Linked DNA regions of Homo sapiens: region 2 is linked to region 1. A link is an interaction called in ENCODE POLR2A ChIA-PET data of the cell type or tissue named here. Cell type or tissue: Caco-2. All regions are shown on one strand. Each heading gives the region's core, and the rest is flanking DNA. Links, peaks and the distances in the headings are about the cores only.

Region 1 (5,000 bases), core at 1-5,000:
GATAGCTTGTCGTCCTCCCCATCTGATCAGGGTCCTCATCCTCCATCCTCCCCCAGGCGATGTCTGATCACCTTAGCCTGTCCTAAGCAAGAATCCTGTTAGGTTGGGTGAGGCAGAATTCCCCCTATGCCTGAAGTTTTTCTTGGTAATTTTCCATCCACAGACCCCACCCTGATCCTTGGCTATAAATTCCCACTTGCTCCTGCTGTATTTGGATTTGGGCCCAATCTCTCTCCTCCACTGCCAGACCCCACTGCAGTAGGTCCCTGTACCTATTGAGATGGTCCTAAATAAAGACTTCCATACTGTTCTTTAACAAGTATCATTGAATACTTTTTTCTTTAACACACCTGGTCTAGACTGGTGTGGCCTGCCAGAAAAAAACAAAACAAAACAAAACAAAACAAAACAAAAATATATATATATATGGCAATCTGGATATTCAGAACAGATAAGCCATGGCTGAGCAGTCACCATGGGGCTGCTTCAATAGGAAGATGTATGGGGGATGGGGTCCCCAGGGGACAACTGCCCCTCTTGCTCTTTTGCCATTCCCCCTCACCCCAGCACCCACCCTGCACCCATTCTTGCTTCCTCTCACTTACTTCTGGAAGTAGAGTTGGACAATTTCAGAAGCTTCAGACCAGAAACATCTACAGTACTGTTTAGATTGAGAAGCAATGTCTTTGTACATTTAACATAATCATTTTACCCCATATATTAAAAAGTATCACTTTTAAAAGTTGGCTAAAAATCCACTCTACAGATGGGCCACGATTAGCCTGGTCCCATTGTCCATGGCTGGATGTTAGACTGTGTCTAGTTTTGCCCTCATATAAATAATGCCTTAAACTGTATACACAGTCTGATGCTGGCTGTGTGTGTGTGTGTGCGTACAAGCACAGAAAAACACCTCGAGGGAATGTTAGTAAATGTTAACAGTGACTAGCATTAAGTGATAAGATCATAGGCAATTTAACTTTTCTTATACTTTTCCACATCTTCCAACTTTTTACAGTGACAATGAATTCCTTTCATAATTGGACAATTCTTTAAATTTGAAAAATGAATAAACAAAGTTTTGCCCAAGTCCCCTCCCACACCATTTCTTCTGGCTGGCTGCTGGGAGACAGGGTGACAGGGTGACCAGACTCCAGGTGAGCACCTTCAGAATCTGGACACTTCTTTCCAAATTATCACATTGTTGATTCTGACCCCGCAGACGCTCGTGCAATTTGACTAAACCCACAGCTGTGCGGGGTCCTGAGGACCCTCAAGGACCTGCATTCAAAGAGAGTGCTGGCAGCTGGGCGCGGTGGCTGACACCTGTCATCTCAGCACTTTGGAAGGCCGAGGTGGGCGGATCACTCGAGCCCAGGAGTTCAAGACCAGCCTGGGCAACATGGTGAAACCCTATCTCTACAAAAAAAAAAAAAAAAAAAAAAAGGTGCCAAGTGTGTGGTGATGCGCGCCTGTAGTCCCAGCTACTCAGGAGGCTAAGGTGGGAGGATCACCTGAGCCCTGGAGGTGGAGGCTACGGTGAACCGAGACGGCGCCACTGTCGCCTGGGTGACAGAGTGAGACCCTATCAAAAAAAGGGGTCGGGGGCGTGGGGAGTGCTGTGAGTGTGGTGGCTTGCTTAGACCCAGAACTTTCTACAAGCCCTTGACCAGCCGAGCCGGTCACAGCTGCAGACTGTGGCTTGCCTGGGCTGACCTGGGGGCCAGATTCCCCTGCGGTTCCGACGCCTCCCTGCCTGTTTACCTCGCCTTACACCAAGAGTGGTGGTGGGGACAGATGGGGAGGGTGGGGGGGATGGCGCCCTGGGAAATGGATCTCATTTGTGAAACAAGAACCTCCTTGCTCTCTTAACCATATTTGATCCAAAGAGTGTAGCAACTTTCAACCCCAGTGCTGAAAAATTTCAAAAGCTCCCAAGTGCTGAAACATTCGCAGCGCAACTGAACCCGCATAGACGCCTCTCATAGTGCATGGGGGGTTTCTCTGGGCCGCCTGGGCTCCTGAATTGCGACCTCTCAAGCGTTCTAAAAGAGGAAAACGCTTTTAGTAAACCCTCAGGAATCCCACAGAGCGCACATCCCCGCCCTCCGATTTCTCCCAGAGAGAGATGGGGCCCCGCCCGGGCTCGGAGCCCACCGCTTCCCTCCCAGGGCGGACTTCGGCCCGCGGGGTACCTGGCTCTGCGCGGGCAGCAGTCAGGCTTCGGCCGGAGGATCCTGCAGAGCAGCCTGCACAGCCGGGGCCCGGCGGCCTCGCACGCCGCGCCCAGCCCCTCGCGCATGGCCCGGCTCCTTAGGCGCAGCTCCGCTGGCTCCACGCGCCTCCCAGCGCCCGCGCTTTATCGCTCGGAGCCTGCAGCCCCCGCCCCGGGGGCGGGGCGAGCCGAGCAGCGGCGGGGGCTCTTCACCCACGCGATGTCCCGGGCCGAGCTGCCCCTCCTTCCCTGCCTTCCCCGGCGATCCCGGGACCCAAGCACCCAGGGGCCCGCAGCCGGCGTCTGCCGCGGAGTTTGGATGGCACTGGACTGTGTCTGGGCTAAGATGCCCGGGTCGTGTTGGGCCTCGTGTTTGTTTATTCCCCATAAAATCGCAATAAAGCTTATGATAATTACCACCATTGCGCGGTGCTTTCTAGTTTACAGAGCAAATTTCCTTTCTGTCATTTCGTCCAGTCTCGTTAAGCAGACAGCTCTACGTTGTCATCTCCACTTTATTGAGGCATTAGCTGGGGCCAGAGAGATTAAGGATCTTGTCCAGGGCCACACAGCAGCCCCAGGACCACAGCCCAGCCTAAGCTCACACCACCTCACAAGGCTGTCCCGGGAAGTGTTATATTACTTGTTACATACAGCATGTTCTGTGCGATTCCAGAAAAGAAACCAAAGAAAGCACTGGGTTAGGGGTGACTTCTAGTAGGAATATTGCAGGAGGGATCGTAAGCCCCTTCCGGTGCCTTGCAGGCCCCTTGTCCTTGCTACCTGGACTGCGCAGAGCCTCCTGACTTTGCTCCGCCTGTAAGGTGCTCCTTATCTCAAGCAAGATAACAGGTAGGGTCCAGACCCAGATGGGGCAGCAGCCCTGGACCTCAACATGCAGGGGGCCCTTCTGGCAGTATGCAAGCACATTAAATCCCGAACCCCAGTTAAAGCAGAATGAAAGAGGGCACATATTTATTTCTAGCCAACTGCAGCCCAGCAAGCAACACATAGCTCGACTTGGTTCTGAATTCCATGTGTCTTCACCTAGATGCTCCCACATTTGCCTTTGTCCCTAAAATACACACATGCGTACACACACACGCGCACACACACACACACACACACACACACACACACCATGCTCATTTCCTAATTGTTTACGAAGGTATAGAATCACCAGTCACTTAGAATAGGCTCTTGGTTTCATGACACCTGAACAGATTAGAAAATTACTTTTTAAAATCAAAATATATTCATTGGCTCTCATTGCTTTCAGGATGAAATCCCCTTTGCACGGCTGCTTCCTCTTCCAGTAACATCACCCCTCCCTCACCTGAGTGGATGTTGCACTCTGGGTGGACCCACCTCCTCCCCCCAACTCCTCCCCACACTACAGCCTGCCCAGGCACCTCTGCAGTCTCCCCAGCAGAGGCCTCTAGCACGGTCCCAGTACACCCACAACTACGACCTCCTGTCTACACTCCATCCCACCTACTCCTGACACAATTTCTCCAACTCGCATTCTTCATGTACGTCTCCCAAACCAGCGAGGAAGACATCCGTTTCCCCGTTTCCTTCCTGACAGCAGGAACTGGGTCATTTTTCTCTGTCTCTTGAACAGTGCAGCACACAGTAGGCCCTCTGGGAGAGCACAGATAGTGTAGATGTTATGAGTTTGGACTTGACTCAAACCTTAGCTCCACTATTTTCCAGGAATTGACCTCCAGTAAGTCACTCAATCTTGTAAAACAAGGATAATAGTTCCTGTCTCATTATTGACACAGTACTAAGGACCTTATAAATGTTATCTATTGTTTTTAGCAGTGGTGTATGTAAGTAATAAGTGGCTCAAACAATTCACTGATGAGCAGAAGGGTTTCATTGATATCTTAACTCCCAGCACAGAGCCAGGGGAGTGGGCATCTGCATGTACTCGTCAATGGAATGTGACATGCCCAGGACACAAAGGTGGCAGCCCCATGCAGGGGTCCCTCTGGACTGCCTGGATCTGAATCCCAGCTCTGTCATTTGCTAATTATGAGATCTTGAAAATTACTTTAACTTTCTGGGCTTCAGGGTCCTCATCTTTAAAATGGGATAACTAAAATTCCTTCCTTGTGGATCGTTGGGAGAGTTGAATGAATTGATGTGTGATATTTTTTTCTTCATCCCCTCTTCTATCTGACTGGATCCTTTCCGCCAGCCCACCCCAGCATGAAGAGGAGGGGGAAAAACATGGTCAAGTTAGCTGGTTTGTCACATGTCCACTGCAGCTCAGGGCCCTCCCTGGAGTCTGAACTCATATTTCCTGAATGGTCCAAAGACACAAGTCAGCCCCCAAAGACATAGGGATAACTGGCAATGCTATTAGAGGGTGTGGGGATGAGGGTTAAAGGCTGCAGCCAACACCGTAAGGGTTTTGGGAGATTCAGGGTGATCCGGAAAGACAGCAGATAGATCACTAGGGCCCAGAGTTCGAGGGCAGCCTGGACAACAGAGCAAGATTCTCAGCTTTAAAAGAGAGAGAGAAAGAGAGAAAAGAAAAGGAAAGAAAAAAGAAGCCTAGGTGCGGTGGCTCACACCTGTAATAGCACTTTGGGAGGCCAAGGCAGGAGAATTGCTTGAGGTCAGGGGTTCGAGACCAGCCTGGCCAATATGGTGAAACACCGTCTCTACTAAAAATACAAAAATTAACCAGGCGTGGTGGCACATGCCTGTAGTCCCAGCTACTCAGGAGGCTGAGGTGGGAGAATCGCTTGAACCTGGCAGGTGGAGGTTGCAG
Region 2 (10,242 bases), core at 2,045-7,044, 290 kb before region 1:
CATCTGTCAAAACTTAATGTCTTAAAATATGACATTTTCCCTGTACAATCTTTTCCTTTTGCTAATTTAAAATCGACTCCATCCTCTCCTTCCATTCTCTAGCCCTTGGTGAAAAGGCAGAGGCCGGCCTCAAGCCACGTGCAGCCTCACAAGTGGTCATTGTAGGCTTGTGGGTGACCTAGTCCCATGTCAGGAGCCCTCCTCGGGGGCAGGCACTGGTTTTTCATCTTTCTGTGCTTGCTCACACTTGAGCGTCAGCACATTCCAGAACCTACCTCAACCGTAATCACGGCACAGATGTCGTTTGACTTCAGTTGTTGGGGGCTGGGGTGCAAATGGCAAGAATTCTGCAGCAGCCTTCCAGCGTTGGATTCCTGTCTGGGGCCAGGATGACCTTGGGCCAAGCGAGTGGCTCCCTTGGCTCTCTGAAAAAGAAATCTCTGCCTGGCTGTTCCCATCACTTCTCACGGACAGTAATGCTAGCAGCTGTGCTGATGGTAACAGTAACACAGTGAGCCCCAGTTACTGACAGGCAATGCCACTGCTGCCTCACCCTTACCATTTACCATGTGCCTGGGCTGAGTGCTCTAAAGGCATTTGCCTGTTGAATCCTCACAACGACCCTTTGAGGTGGGTACCAGCATTCTTATATTGCAGATGAGAAAACTGTCTCTTAAGAGAGTTCTGAGTAAGATATTTTGAGGGAGGAGGGTGATGTCATTATTTTCTTTGCTCTTTAATAAAGAGTATACTTCTTGTAAGTCTAAAGCAGAGGTTCTCAACTAGAGGTAATTTTTGTCCTCCAGGGACATTTGGCAATGTCTGGAGACATTTTTGGTTGTCACAATTTGGAGAGGGAGTTTGCCACCAGCATCTCGTGGGTAGAGGCCAGGGATGCTGTGCTGTTCAACACCTTGTGATGCACAGGACCTCCTGCAACAAAGAATTATCTGTCCCCAAATGTTAATAGTGCAAGGTTGAGATTCTCTGATCTAGGCCGGGTGGCTCCTGCCTCTAATCCCAGCACTTTGGGAGGCCGAGGTGGGCAAATCACTTGAGGTCAGAAGTTCGAGATTCTCTGATCTAAAGAGAAGACAAAATCATATTCAGCCTTTTGTCCAGTTTGGTATCGTTAACTCCTGCTCAAATCCTGCTTGTGGTCGTTGGTGCAGTTCCCATCTATTTCTGGTTGTCTTTCTACTGAGCACGTGGAAGCATTGCACTCTCCTACCTTCTTCAGTTAGGTGTGGATGTGTGACTTGTTTTGACCAGTGAACTATGAGCAGAAAGAAACATGACATTAAAGTGGGGAAACTTTTAGTGCTCATGTGATTTGCCACATTCCTTCCTCCTACCCTCTCGTGCTCCTAGATGGTGGAGGCGCCGTCAGCCTAGTCCTGGTGTAAGGAGGTGCGGGTCGGAGCTCCTAGTCAACTCACGATGAACACGTAGTATGAATGAGAGGTAACCTCTGTTGTTTATACTACTGGGATTTGGGAGTTGTTTGTTACCATGGCATAGCCTATGCAATCCTGACAGATGTACTCTAAGAAGAACAAAACAAGAAGTTGGCATTTGGATTAGGCAGGTGGGTATCTGGATACTGTGGATAAAAGCCCAAGCATCCAGTATTTTATGGGTTGTTTCCTATAGTGAAGATGTTGTGCTTGGCCCCGTGGGAAGTATAGAGACCCTGGCAGGTTGCTTCATAGAAGAAATGGAAGGGAGTTTAAAAGATGAGTCTCTGAGGTCTGGAGAGGTTTAATGACTTACCCAAACATCTGTGAAGGCACCTGCCGGGATCCAGCAGCTGTGCCCAGCCTGGCTCTGTGAGGCTGGTCCGCAGTCAGCCGGCCATTCTTACCCACCTCAGTCAGTGGTTTCAACTCAGTTGCAGGTCTGTGAATATTTCCAGGGCAAAGTCTGTCTTTACCTTCCCAGGGCCTCTCGCAGGCTGTGGCACAGTCACGTTTGTTGAGTGAGTTGGGATATGGGGGGGAGAAGGCAGACAGTGAGCAGTGCCATGATGGGGTGCAGCTGTGGGGTTTGAGGGTTCCGGGGAAAGAGATGACCTGAGGAGGCCGGCAGAGACCCTGGAGCCTGCTTGAAGGGTGGGTACAGACGGGGATGGGGCCTGGGCAGGGAGAAGGGCTGGACATTTCTCACTTCTCTCTGAGTTTCACATGGGCAGGAAGCACCGCAGTCCTGAGGGACTCCATGAGGGAGGAGCACTGTGGCGGGGGGATGCCTTCCCTGAGAGGACATCCCTGCCGCCATCTGCCTGAGCAGATGCTGCCTTACCTGAGTAGCACGTGCCCTTGGGAGGGCTGCTCCTTTGCAGGAAGTGCACTGAAGGCTCATGAATTATGCTCATCTCCTTCAGCGGCTTGGAGAATAATGATTTAGTGCCAGGAGCCGGCTTATCCTGGCCCAGAGCCAGAGCTGTTCCCAGCAGCACAGAGCAAAGTCAGCTTGACTTACACTCCCAGGTGCCTCAGTGTTCCTGTCTATAAAACGGGCATAATCTGGAAAGCTCTGCCTGTCTTCCACTAAGGTAAGCATGTGGGAGGGCTCTGTCCCATAAAGCCAGGGAAAGATGCCCTTATGGGTCAGAAAGGGATGGTTCAGATCTTCAGGGAACTCTTACCTTGAGAGGGATTGGGACGGGAGCCCTGGGACAGCTCTGATAGCACCTGTGGAATCAGTACCTGCTGACTATGGCCACGGGCTATGACACTTCAGGAGGATAGTCCGTTTGAATCCTCTGGGAGCTGGCCAGTGAGAGGGAGCTGTTCTCTCACCTCCTGGTTCTGGGTGCTCCCAGACCGAGGGGTTGACCTGAACTCGTTGTGGGCTCTACAGTGCAACCCGTTTGCCCCTGAGATGGCCATCCCCCAGGGTCCACAGGCCTGCGCATGCATGCTTCCTGTGACTCTGCCCCTTCTCTGTCCTCATTAACCCAGGAGGGATTAGTTCTTCATCCAAGAAGGTGCCTGCCTGCAGTCTCCACCTGAGCTGGGTGATTTGCTCGGATGCAGGCAGCAGAGGTTTGTTATTAGTGCTCTAAGAGAGGCAATACGGCAAACAGCCCTGCTCTGGAGCCAGACTGCTTGGGTTTGAATCCCAGCTTTGCCACTCCCTGGCTGTGTGGTCTTGAGCAAGCTGCGATCTCCCTGTGATTCAGTTGCTTTATCAGTAAAATGGGGATGGTAGCAGTATCTCCCTCAGGAGAGTTATTGTGCGTCTTAAATAAGTTAGTGTAATTACCATAGGCAGAATGCTTATACCAGTGCTGGCATATCATACACATGTTTGCTGTTAATATTTTTTGTTGATGTTTCTTCCATTTTGTACCAGGTATTGGTGTCACCAAGGGGTTGCCATCAACCATGCTTCCAGTTGGTTCTTTGATAGAAACAGTGTATGTGTTTTCAATCTTACTTGAAGCACCGTGGTTCTAGTCTCAGCCCACCCACTATGGGGGAGCATGGGGCATCAGACCTCAGGGGTGACCAGGATGGCTTGTGCATAGTTGATGTTCTTGGTACTTTTCTCATTTTTTTCTTTTCCTAGAAGATAGCCTTTAAAAAACGATGCATTGCCTACACACCATAAGAATGTAAAAACAACTGGTTCAGGGCCCCCACCTAACCAAACTTTTCATATTTCTATGCTCCCTCTTTGTCCTTGTCTGCAGGTGGATATGTATCTGATTCACCTCCTCTGCCCCAAAAACACCACGGGAAGGCAATAGTGTAGTAATAAGGTCGGTTTTGGGTTTTGGAGTCTGAGGGGCTTTGGCTCAGTGTGGCCTTGGCCCCTTGCTGGCTGGACCATCTTGCTTAAGTGAATTTTAGTTTGAGGAACCTCACCCTCACTTTCTCTCGTAGCATGGGAATAATACTACCCTAACTCATGACTCCACTGCAATAATTACAAGAGGTAGTTTAGGTAAACATTCTAGCTCGATGTGGTTGTTTAACAAAGCGTAGTTTTTATTATTAGTTGTAGATGTTCACTGTAGAGTTTTTAAGCACTGCCTGATACTCGATTATGTGGATGTAGTTGGATTTGTCCAACCTGTGTCTGGGGTTGCACATTTCGGTGATTTCCACCTCCCCTTCTTGGTCATCTCTGGAGAGAGCAGACTTGCGGGCCGGCAGCTGGGAGTCCCCTGGAGTCTTCCCTTTGCAGTTGGTAACTTGGTGTTCTTGGGGATTTGTCCAGCCTTTATCTCCCATCTCCCCCTCCCACCCCCTCCTCCCACCCCCAAGCTGCATTTTTCTGTGGTGCGAGTGTTGGTTCAGCTCCCTAGGGGATGCTTTGGGCTCCGCAGGTGTCATGAGTCATGGAAACCCCCAGCCCTGCCCAAGCCTGAGGAAGACCGAGGGGAAAGCTTTTTCATAGCCTGACAAACAGGTATTTCCTGTCAGCCCCCAGCTGTCAGAGAAGTTGGTCCCTCTGGTAATTCAGAGAGAAGAGCCGCACACATGCCAGCCTCCCACCCCTCAAATCTCGGGATCTGATGAAAAAGGTCAGCTGCACTGTCTAGAACTTTCTGCAATAATTGAAATGTTCATTCTGCTTTTTCCAATGCGGTAGCCATCAGCCACATGTGGCTTCTCAGCACTGAGGCTGTGGCTAGTCCTAGTCGGGGTGTGCAGTGTAAAAATGCTTGGTGGATTCAGAAGACAATATGAACAAAAGAATGTAAAAGATCTCTTTAGGCTGGGCAAGGTGGCTCATGCCTATAATTCCAGCACTTTGGGAGGCCGAGGCAGGCAGATTACGAGGTCAGGAATTCAAGACCAGCCTGGCCAACATGGTGAAACCCCGTCTCTACTAAAAATACAAAAATTAGCCAGGCCTGGTGGCAGGGGCCTGTAATCCCAGCTACTGGGGAGGCTGAGGCAGAAGAATTGCTTGAACCCGGGAGGTGGAGGTTGCAGTGAGCCAAGATCATGCCACTGCACTCTAGCCTGGGTGTCAGAGCAAGACTTTGTCTCGAAGGAAAAAATATATATATTTTTAATGTTTTATATTTATTTTTGTATGTTTTGTGTGATTATGTGTTGAAGTGATATTTTGGGTATGTTTGATTAAATAAAATAGATCATTAAAATCTTTATTGTTTGGCTTTTTTTTTTTTTTTTTTTTTTTTTTTTTTGAGACAGAATTTCACTCCTGTTGCCCAGGCTAGAGTGCAATGGTGCGATCTTGGCTCACCGTAACCTCCACCTCCCGGGTTCAAGTGATTCTTCTGCCTTAGCCTCCCCAGTAGCTGGGATTACAGGCATGAGCCACCACGCCTGGCTAATTTGTATTTTTAGTAGAGAAAGGGTTTCTCCATGTTGGTCAGGCTGATCTCGAACTCCCAACCTCAGGTGATCCACCTGCGTCAGCGTCCCAAAGTGCTGGGATTACAGGTGTGAGCTACTGTGCCTGGCCTTTGTTTGGCTTTTAATATGGCTACTAGAACATACCAAGTACATCTCTTGGATAGTCTTATTCTAGAGCGTGTAGCCTGGCAGCTGCTGTCCTGCCCTAGAAGGGGCTATCTTGGCTTCAGAGGGGAGAAATGAAACCCATCTGGGTACCTCCCTAATCTCCCACGTGCCCCCAGTCTCCTGCTCCCCAACCTGCCACCTTGATTACAAAGGAGCAAGTGCCCTGGGCAGTGTTCACTGTGGCAGCCACCCTGCTAATACATTACTCTGGGGTCTTGGGTCAGCAAGTTAGGTTACTGAGGGAGCTTCTGTTGGGGTGGAGTGGCTTGTTAGGGTGGACTTTGGAGGCGTGGACATGGGTTTGAATGTGTCTAACTGGACAGAGGAAGCCATGAGCCCTGTGTGGAATCCTGGCTCTGAGCAGTTAGAATAATGGTTATCATTGACTGGGTGCCTATGGCCTGCCAAGCCCTATGCTGGGAACTTTTATCATCCCTCTGAATCCTCCCACTGACCTGGAAGGTGCTGTGATGTCCATTTTGCAGATGAGGATCATCAAGGGCCTAAGTTGTAACATACTAGCCTGGAGTCCTGCTATTTGTAAGTGGCAGGAGCTTGTAGTGAAGCCCCTCTCTGACTCAAGATCATGCTCTTTGCCCCACATCACTCCTCTCTGGGCTTATTGCCTCTTCTCTCCAACCCTCAGTTTCCTGATGAAAACAAAGGGGACTGGACACTTGCTCACAGGAGGTGCAGGAAGGGCAGGGACAAACACAGGCTTGAGATTCAGCCTGTCTTCACTGGGCCCTCTTTCCTAGGTTTGGGCCTGAATTTTTTTTATTTATTTATTTATTTATTTATTTATTTATTTATTGAGGTAGAGTCTTGCTCTGTTGCCCAGGCTGGAGTGCAATGGCGTGATCTCGGCTCATTGTAACCTCCACCTCCCGGGTTCAAGTGATTCTCCTGCCTCAGCCACCCAAGTAGCTGGGATTACAGATGCCTGCCACCATGCCTGGCTAACTTTTTGTATTTTTAGTAGAGATAGGGTTTCACCATGTTGGCCAGGCTGGTTTCAAACTCTTGACCTCAGGTGATCCACCCACCTTGACCTCCCAAAGTGCTGGGATTACAGGCATGAGCCACCGTTCCCAGCCTGGGCCTGAAGTTTGAACAGACCCAGCAGAGAAGCCAGGTGCAGAGGGTTTGGGCAGCCAGGCCTGATGCTCCAGTGGATCCTCTGCAGAGTGAGCAAGGAAAGAACAGTTTCCTACATTCCAGGCATTTTTCTGCAACCCTGCTTCCTAGGCCAAGTGGCTTTTAAATACCAAATAAATATTAAAGAAGCCAGAGCAGTCTGGGTGCAGTGGCTCATGCCTGTAATCCTAGCACTTTGGGAGGCTGAGTCAGGAGGATCTTTTTTTTTTGTTTTTTTGAGACAGAGTTTCGCTTTGTTGCCCAGGCTGGGGTGCAGTGGTGCGATCTTGGCTCACTGCAAGCTCTGCCTCCCGGGTTCACGCCATTCTCCTGCCTCAGCCTCCCGGGTAGCTGGGACTACAGGCACCTGCCACCACGCCCGGCTATTTTTTGTATTTTTAGGAGAGACGGGGTTTCACCATGTTAGTCAGGATGGTCTTGATCTCCTGACCTCGTGATCTGCCCACCTCGGCCTCCCAAAGTGCTAGGATTACAGGCGTGAGCCACCACGCCTGGCGACTCAGGAGGATCTTTTGAACCCAGGAGTTTGAGGCCAGCCTGGGCTACACAGGGAGAGTTTGTCTCTAGTTTAAAACAAACAAACAACAACAAAAAACAAAATAGCTGGATGTGGTTGTGCATGCTTATAGTCCCAGCTACTTAGGAGGCTGAGGTTGGAGGATTGCCTGAGCCCAGGAACTTGAGGCTGCAGTGAGTTGTGTTTGTGCCATTGCACTCCAGCCTGGGCAACAGAACAAGACCCTGTCTCAAAAAATAAATAAATAAAATAAAAGCCAGAGCCCTTCATTGTGTGTGAGAGGCCACGTTGGGCGAGCAGGGGCAATACCCAGCCTTGGCTTTAATCTCCTTACCTAGAGGTGGGCAGACTTGGCTCAGAGGTAGTGGAGTTCATCATATAATCCTAGTTTTGGGGGCCTGAGGAGGGTAGTACCCTAAGTGCCAGCACTTCACCTTGTCCCTCCTCTTGGCACTTGGGAACTGGGGAATCTCTCTCTTCACACAAGTTCACCTGGGCCCTGCCTCAAAGCTTGCTGCACCTTGTCCGGAGAGAACCTTTCTGGTTTTCCCTTTTTCCATGGACTTCTGATCCTTTCTTCTGAGGGCCGTGAGTTGTGGCAGAACCAAGACTCTGGAAAAACCATCCCTGATTAGACTGGGAAGGTGGCGGTGCTGCCCCACCAGGGCTCTTCCTGACCGTGGTTATCCCAGTGACCTCTGGCACGTCACTTCACCTCAATGAGCCTCAGTTTCCCTCATCTCTAAAAGGGAGTGTTGGTGGTGATAAAACTTATTCACTGAAGAGTTATAAGGACCGAGTGAGTAGACGTAAAAAGGCTTGGTTGCCAATAAAGCATGAGGTACCAGCATGAGTGGTCATTTTGTGTAGTTTAATGGATGGTTTTTAGACACGATGAAATTGGAAAGAGTGTGGGAGCTAGAGAGAAATCTAAGTCCTAACACCGAAGAGCTGAGTGGCCTTAGCTTAAGGTAATTTAGGTAACTTAACCTCCCCAAGCCTCAGTGCCATCGTCTGTGAAATAGGGCATTTGAGAGGATTTGAGTGAGGCTGCACTGCCGTCCGTTCAGAGCAGATGCTCTCTTGCTGGTTCATTTTTCCAAATGCATGGGTTGGGGGTATGATGTGCTTGGCAGAAGCCTACCAAGAATGCTTATCTAATGTCTTTTAAAAGTGTACAGATAACCATTTCCTGGCTCAATTCTCTGCAGCAAATGCACTTTGATCCTCCTCTGAGCATCCCGCATTGCCTGCCAGGCACCCTTCTGAGCCAGAGTTATCTTGGTATGGAGCGCCGTACCACCCAGGAGCCATGTAGCATGTTCCCCATTCCTTGATTCTCACAACTGTCTTGAGAGCAGGGAGAAAGCTATTATCCCCATCTGAGAAGACAGAGTCTCAGAAGGTGGGGATGAGCCTGCCTGTGCACACTGCACACAGCTCTTGGAAAAACAGTCTAGAAGCTCTAAAAACACCTTTTCTGTCCACTTCCTCTGCTGTTTACTTCTTTCTTAGGAAAAAAGTGAGAAGGGTGAGGAGTTTCCTGGCTAGAGATTCTAGTGCATCTTGCTCCTGCAGAATGTTTGGCTGTGAAGAGGTAGGCCAAGAAACGTGGGGACGCCTGGCTGGGGCTGGAACACTGGCAGGCAGCTGACTGGACTGTCATGACATCTCAGAGCCAGAAGCCTCTTACCTTTCTTCCAGTCTGAGTGCTCTGGAGGTGCACTTGCTCACCAGTGTGGAGAGGTAGAAGGCTGGGAGAGTGTGGAGGGTGGGTGCTGCTGCGCATTGAGGGCTGTCTGTACTTGGCTGGGAAGAAACTGAACAGTGCCAGAAGGTAGGGAGGGGGAGCATTGTTGGTCACTTGGAATCTGGAACTGAGAAAGACAAGAAAACAGCCTGCTCTCTGGAGCAGTTAGACCCCACTCAGGAGGGGCCTGTGGAGCGTTGGGCCAAGTTTCCTGCAGGACCTGGGGCGAGGTGGGAGTGGGATGCTTCTGGGCTGGCAGGGCTGGGCTGTGGCTCCATGGCTGAGGTATCTGCATAGGGAGAATGTGTGATTTAGAGGCAGCTTGGTCAGCTTAGGAAATGGAGGTTCCTGAGGCAAACCTTTTCAGTGCCCAAGCAGGGTTGCCTAGGTGAGGGGGCTCTCAGGGTCAGACTCCTCTGCATCCCGTCTCACCGGCGAGACCGTTGGTGTGATGAGCTGCAAGCATCCAGGTTTGTTTGCTTCCTGCCACACGTGGCAATTCTTAAAACTAGTTTTTGGTGTTAGGATAAGCACACCCGACAAACATCTGCTGAAGTGTAAGCTTGCTCATCAGGGAGAATACTCTGATTGATGTGGACTTTCTAGGATAGCAGAGCCCAAGTGGCTTTGTGCAATTGATAGTAGTCATGTGTATGTTAAGTTAGCTTGAGCCGACTCTTCAGGGCTGGAGTAGACCAGATCCTGAACCCCTTATCCCCTCATCAAGGTCCTGGTGTGTCTCTAGCCTTTGTTTTGATGACCCCAGCAAAATTCCCTGCTCTTTCTCCCTGTAGTGACTTCTTTGTTGCTTTCTGAGCTAGGTTAGGTTTCCATCACTAATCTGTGGAGAAAATGTGTATATCCCAAGCCATTTCCTCCTTCAGAGGAGCTTATGATTTTGGCTTGGAAAATAGAGATGAATATACTCGAAGCATCCAGGGAAGGATGAATTGCTGTACCCTTGCCAGTTTCCAGTGGAACATAAATGTGAGCATTTCTTCTCTGAAGAGGAGGATTCCAGGCATCCTGGAGGGGTGATAAAGTGGCATAGGATTCAGGTTCAATCAAGATGTATTGAGAATGGCCAGGTGCAGTGGCTTACGCCTGTAATCCCAGCACTTTGGGAGGCCGAGGCAGGTGGATTACCTGAGGTCACAGGAGTTTGAGACCAGCCTGGCCAACATAGTGAAACCCCGTCTCTACTAAAAACAAAAATTAGCTGGATGTGGTGGCGTATGCTTGTAATGCCAGCTACTCGGGAGGCTGAAGCAAGAGAATTGCTTGAACCTGGGAGGCGGAGGTTGCAGTGA

The links. ChIA-PET counts read pairs that join two places held together with the same protein. Peaks named below come from ENCODE experiments on the same cell type or tissue, not always from the same donor. Only the 100,000 strongest peaks of a DNase experiment are listed, where the experiment ranks them.
Region 2: POLR2A ChIA-PET joins it to region 1 with 15 read pairs; 1 of 35 experiments calls an interaction of 5 or more read pairs at or near these places.

Annotation. Positions count from the first base shown.
Region 1 is chr17:27,791,393-27,796,392 of GRCh38, forward strand. All of the region lies in intron 2 of NOS2 (nitric oxide synthase 2), which reads right to left. Among named protein-coding and RNA genes, the nearest start is that of NOS2, 6.6 kb to the right of the region's middle. In Caco-2, for the core only: no CTCF peak of the experiment used is centred there; DNase peaks (open chromatin) are centred at 2,369, 3,029 and 3,619; H3K4me3 peaks cover 1,287 bases.
Region 2 is chr17:27,502,427-27,512,668 of GRCh38, forward strand. All of the region lies in intron 1 of KSR1 (kinase suppressor of ras 1), which reads left to right. Among named protein-coding and RNA genes, the nearest start is that of KSR1, 51 kb to the left of the region's middle. RefSeq lists enhancers at 1,361-2,560, 1,757-2,051, 3,946-4,543, 4,247-4,456, 9,145-9,673. In Caco-2, for the core only: no CTCF peak of the experiment used is centred there; DNase peaks (open chromatin) are centred at 4,355 and 6,665.